Regions from separate parts of the Homo sapiens genome. Here region 1 is linked to region 2. Evidence: chromatin contacts called from ENCODE Hi-C data. All regions are on one chromosome and are shown on one strand. The core of a region is the stretch at or near the end of the contact, and the rest is flanking DNA. Distances in the headings are between cores, read along the strand shown. Region 1 overlaps PRICKLE1 (prickle planar cell polarity protein 1). Region 2 holds the start of TMEM117 (transmembrane protein 117).

Region 1 (2,700 bases), core at 83-2,582, 1.4 Mb before region 2:
ATGCCACCATGCCCAGCTAATTTTTGTATTTTCAGTAGAGACGGGGTTTCACCATGTTTGCCAGGATGGTCTCTGTCTCTTGACCTCGTGATCTGCCCATCTCGGCCTCCCAAAGTGCTGGGATTACAGGCGTGAGCCACCGAGCCCGGCAGGTTCTTTCATTTTTTTTATATTTTTGGTTTCCAAAATATGTTCAGCGGAGCATGGTGGCTCACCCTGGTATTCCCAGCATTTTGGGAGGCTGAGGGAGGTGAATCTCTTGGGGTCAGGAATTCGAGACCAGCCTGGCCAACATGGTGAAGCCCGCCTCTACTAAAAATACAAAAAAAAAAATTAGCTGGGCGTGGTGGTGGGCACCTGCAATCCCAGCTACTCGGGGGGCTGAGGTGCAAGAATCACTTGAACACGCGGGGCGGAGGTTGCAGTGAGCCAAGATTGCACCACGGCACTCCAGCCTGGGCAACAGAGAGCAACTCCATCCCAAAAAAATAAATCAAAACAAAACAAAAACAAAAATATGTTCAAATAGAACATTGTTGAAAAAAATGTATAAAGTAAATGAATGTATAAAAATAAAAACAAAGTTTATTGTCATAGATTGAAGGAGACTAAGAAGATACAACGAGTAAATGCAATGAAGCACCCTGGATTGATCTTGGATAAGAAAAGGAGCATCTGTTAAAACACTGGGAAAATCTAAACAAAGACTATGGTTTAGTTAATGGTATTACACTGCTGATAATTTCTTAGTTTTGATACATATATTATGGTTATGTAAGACGTTAGTGTCAGGGGAAGCTGGGAGAAGGGCATGCAGGATCTCTCTGTAATAGCTTTGCAACTCTTCTGTAAATCTAAAATTATTTTAAAATAAAAAGCTAAAGGGAAAAAATTTTTCCTTTCAAGCCATCATCCATTCCCACCTTCCCCGAGGGTAACTACTATTAATTTGGTATTTGTCTTTCCATACCTTTTCTGAGCATAAACAAATACATATATCATATTGTTTTTTAAATTCTTAACAAAAATGAGACCATCTACTACATGCTCTTCTGCAGCTTGTATTTTCTCACAACCCACTGAAGACATAATACTTATCAAAGTACAAAGACATCTGCTTCCCTTTCTATCAGGAAGGTGAAAAATTAATTGCGGTTTTGACCATTATGGCAAAAAACCGCAATTACTTTTGCAGCAACCAAATATAGATCATTTCATTGTATGAATGTACAGGATTATGTTTAAAACATGCACACAGAACAAAATCCAGGAAATTTTAGTATTTTGCTTGATGTAAACAGTGGAATATTGGCTTAATCTAAGCTTATTTTTCCCAGTGTGAAAGGATGAACTTTTTTTTACCTCGTCACATGCTGAGCACCGTGGTTTGAGCAGTTCTGCATGGTGCCTGCCACAGTGAATTTTTCCATCCTGATAAAAATAGATGAGGTCGACCAGCAGCTCATTACACGTGAAACAGACAAAACAGGATGGGTGCCAGCACACACCAGGGCCCGCACGGGAGGCGAACACTGCAACTTCACCTCCATTTATCTTCAAACCACACTACAAACAAATGGGTTTGAATGTAAAAGGATCATTTTTTAAAGACAGGATTCTCAGGCTTTCCTACTTTAGGATAAATCTCGAATTTGTCAGGAATGTATTTATTTTTGCTACCTCTTTTAGTGATTAAATAGCTCTTTAATGCTGGATTACTGGTGATTCTCCACTGTAAGGCACGTGTCTCAGACATACTACAACTATTTCTAAGGACGGTGTAATCTGATTCACACAAATAGTGGTTTTCCTGTGCCAGCCTCCTGCTGGATACATTTCCTACTCTGAGAACTGCCAGCAAAGATCTGAATGTCTTCATTATGTTTCTGCATCTTTTGAATACGAGATGTATCCTAGCACCTACCTCCATGCCAGGATCCTACCAAAGGCAGGATTTCACCCAATGTTTGCATAAGGGTGACTGACTCCTGCTGTCATACACAGCAGTGTAGCTAGTTACAAATATGAAACATGATTTGCTATTTAATAAAAAGCTAGGCTGTCTTTCTCTCATTTTCTGGAGGCTTTCAGGACCCACACCTCTGCTAGTCCAGTCACCTACCCCCGACTGTCCACCCCATCCACATCACTGCCACAAGCTACGCATCAGAGAAGGGGCTGCTCACCTGCTCACACACAGCATGCATGACTGCTCTGGACAGAAGCTTAATTGTTCCTCTTCCCAGTGCTTCTTTCTTCCGCTGAGCACTGAACACCTGCAACTCTTTTTTCTCCTCTTCACTCAAAGACTGGCAATACCGTACCTTCACAGAAAGCAAAACAGAAACACCACACTGAGTGCACAGTCTTTCTCACCAGTTCTCTACTTCCAGAGTTAGGGTTTCAGGAAGTGAAACAGTAAGTTTAGCTCGCCTGTGTCACACCCCCACGATTTTAAAATGACACCATATCTGAATTTTACAGCCTCTCTAGAAAAAGGGAAATGCAATGTGAAGGAATACTTTTTTTTTAAATAAGAAATGTTTAATTGAAAACCCTTATCAACACAGAATTAAAAAATATATATAGGACATTAACCTTTCCACAAAAGGTTTAAACTTGTTAATTGCCACTTTTACTCTCCATTCTACATGCACTCAACTCAACTGCAGGCCTGAATGACCATAAAGCATTCACTCT
Region 2 (3,048 bases), core at 1-2,500:
GTCAAATTAGTGGGAAGTATGGCAGTGAATTCCCAATTATGCCTATGCAGATAAACTACCCTATGGCACTTGGGCATGGCTCTCTCCATCCCATCTTAAAATCCGCGGACATCTCAGTTCTCCCTCTTGCCATCCACCCATTCCTGAATCAGGCTACCAGTACAGGGGAGGGCCTAGCTCTGCCTTCATAAGTTTGCTAATATGGGCATATAGAAATCCTATTTTCCATTTGATTATATACACTAGTGATAACTTCCATTACCACAAAATATTAGCATGCTGGATAGCAGCTGTTAACACGTTTTCAGCAACCGGTAAACTGAGGTAGCAGTTGCTATTAGGTGTGGAAGGAAACAGAGGCCACACATACATGATGGAAAGGAGGTTACATTCAGGAAGAGAGGAATTGGTCAGATGTAGTCAAAGGGTCTTCCTGCCCTATGCCGCAGAGGTATCATTTAGGTATCATAGAATGACAGGCTCCGGAGAGCCTCAGACTGCAAAAACTTTAAAAATTGTACATGAGTATGTGTGCTGATGTACATATGTGTGTATGCATGTGTATACGTGTGCTTATGTGTGTATACATATGTATGCATGAGTGTATTTGTGCATCTCTATGTGTGTATGAATGTGTGTATGTGTGCATATGTGTGTGTGTGTGTGTGATACCAGGCAGGTTGGAAAGTAAGTGGAAGACTTCTCATACTCCTCATGGGCTCTGCCTCTCCCCACCCCCACATCCCCACACCACCAACAGACAAAAACAGAAATCATGTTTTGCGACCTGAGATTGCTTTCGAAAGTTTGTAGCTCTTCGAGGACATTCCAGTGGGACCCTCATTGGTTCCCTGCAGGATGGTGGATTTTCTGTCAGCCGCCCCCCAACCCCCACCAGGTTCCTGAGTCCGTCCCTCGCCTGCAGCTGCCGCTCTGCAGAGGCGGGCCGGCCCGGGCAGGCTCGGCCCGTGGCGCACGCGGCCCGCGGGCTGGAGTCAGCCCGTGGTGCGGGCGAGAGGGCAGGGGCGGGGAGAAGCCATGCCTCCAGCTGCAGAGGTTGCACACAGCTGGCATGATCGCGGTCACCTGCGCGGCGCCGGTGCCCTTGCGCTCGCGTTGCCCGGCCCGCGGCCGCGGACTTTGCGGCGGGAGCGCGGCGCGGTGAAGCACCGGCGCGGAGGGCGCCCGGCGTAGGCGGCGGCGGGTGTGGGCCGAGCCGGTATTTATAGCTCCGTGACAGCAGCAGCGGCAGCGACGCCGCCGGCCCGTCTCGCCGCGCTTCCCAGCGAGGCCGCCGGCGCGCCGAGGGCTGTGCTCGACCGCGAATCCCGTGTGCAGTCGCCCCGCGCCCCGCGCGACCCTTCGGGTGAGTACGTGGGCCCGGGCGTTGGGCGAGCCTCCCCAGCCGTTCGGTCCAGCCGCAGCGGAGCCCTCCCGGCCCTGCCGCCCGTGTCCCGGCTGCCACCTCGTCACTGCCCGCGAGTGCGGAAGCAGCCGCGGAACCCCGGCCCGGCCCCCGAATTCTCCGGCGCCTCTGCTCCTGCCTTCCTGGGGATGGCAGCCAAAGAGGCAGGGTGAAGTGTCAAGGAGGGAGGGGGGACGCGCCAGCCCTCTGGCTAAGGGCAGAGGAGACTCCCGGGCGAAAGGCTCTTGGTGGGAGTCCTCAAACTCCCGGCTCCAGTGTGTGTGCAGAGATACGGCGGGAGAGCAGACCTTGAACTTTCCTTGCTTCAGCGATTCCTAGCCTAGGAACTGAGTAAAAGCCCTATTTTTCTTAATTAAATTAACAGGTTGCAGTTCGTAGGTGTTGTTCTTGGGAAAAAAACAAAGACTTGGGTGTTTGGGTGTTTGCTAACTTCATCGTGACTAAATAAAACTATTTTTTTTCATTCCTATTTTTGAAAATGCCACAGGCCCACAAGTGTGTTCTACCCTCTGTGGAACAATGAAGTATGTGTATGTGTGTGTGGGTGTGCGTGTGTGAGAGAGAGAGAGACACGGGAGTAAACATCACATGCTTATCAGGAACCAAAAAGGAAAAAAAATGAGTAAAAGTATGTTGAATATAAGGGTATGTATTGCCCCCAATTATAAATGATGTATTGTCTGAAATCCAAGGAAGGACTTCTAGGAAGCTACAGGGTTTTGTTTTGGCTTCAGAAACAAGGTCTTCCAATTTATTGAATATAAAAGTAGTTGAATCCCTGTAAACCCCATTTTTTTTTGTAAAGTATTGACATTTGACCATGGATATACTTTCTTTTATCCCCCAAGTCTTTATAGTTTAAAAGTAATTATGGATTTTGACATTTTGTCTCAGGCATTTATCCCTCCTATTCCACCCTCCATCTGATCCGTGTGATGAGAAACTGGCTCTTGTCAGTTTTATCTAAGTTTCTTTAAGCTGTCATTAAAAAATAAACTTTTCACATGAATTCTATTTAATTCATTAAATGTGTTTTTCTTTGGCATTGTGTTTGGAATATGATCATGGCAATTTCTTTTCTTTTCTTTAATTTCTGTCTTTCTTTCTTTCATGGAGTCGGGCTCTGTCGCTCAGGCTGGAGTGCAGTGCCATGATTTCCAGCTCACTGCAACCTCCGCCTCCCGGGTTCAAGGGATTCTCCTGCCTCGGCCTCCTGAGTAGCTGGGATTACAGGCGCGCGCCACCATGCCTGGCTAATTTTTGTATTTTTAGTAGAGATGGGGTTTCACCATGTTGGTCAGGCTGGTCTCGAACTCTTGACTTCGTGATCCGCCCGCCTTGGCCTCCAGAAATGCGGACATTACAGGTGTGAGCCACTGCTCCGGGCTGGCAATTCCTTATTGCAAACAAATCACTGAAAAGGAGGTCTAAACATTTTTAAAGGATATAGTAGTGATTATATTTTAATTTTATAATGTGCTCCGGCTCATAAATATTTTGCCATTTCAATGGAGAGTTTTCTCTGTTCAGAGGACCCCTAGACCTACTTTGCTTTTGGAGTTGCTGTTTTAAAAACTTGCATTGATTAAGCAATTTGTTTACCCAAGGACTGCAGGATAGGA

What was found. A loop is a pair of places that touch in the nucleus more often than their neighbours do. Pooled maps may share reads with other maps.
Region 1: a loop to region 2 is called in a pooled map, with 5 times the contacts of the local background. The contact joins the enhancer-like site here to the promoter of TMEM117 in region 2. A Hi-C loop is called at or near these places in 3 of 50 pooled maps.

The regions. Positions count from the first base shown.
Region 1 is chr12:42,467,264-42,469,963 of GRCh38, forward strand. It overlaps PRICKLE1 (prickle planar cell polarity protein 1), which reads right to left. Exons shown (of 8, transcript NM_153026.3): 4 at 2,187-2,324; 5 at 1,363-1,566. Among named protein-coding and RNA genes, the nearest start is that of PRICKLE1, 120 kb to the right of the region's middle. RefSeq lists enhancers at 2,241-2,340, 2,351-2,400. Within about 2 kb of position 1,333, at least 8 of the 41 ENCODE cell types and tissues checked have a DNase peak (open chromatin) inside an H3K27ac peak, as active enhancers do.
Region 2 is chr12:43,834,831-43,837,878 of GRCh38, forward strand. It overlaps TMEM117 (transmembrane protein 117), which reads left to right and starts at 1,251. Exons shown (of 8, transcript NM_032256.3): 1 at 1,251-1,366. RefSeq lists silencers at 926-1,035, 1,066-1,505, 1,492-1,724.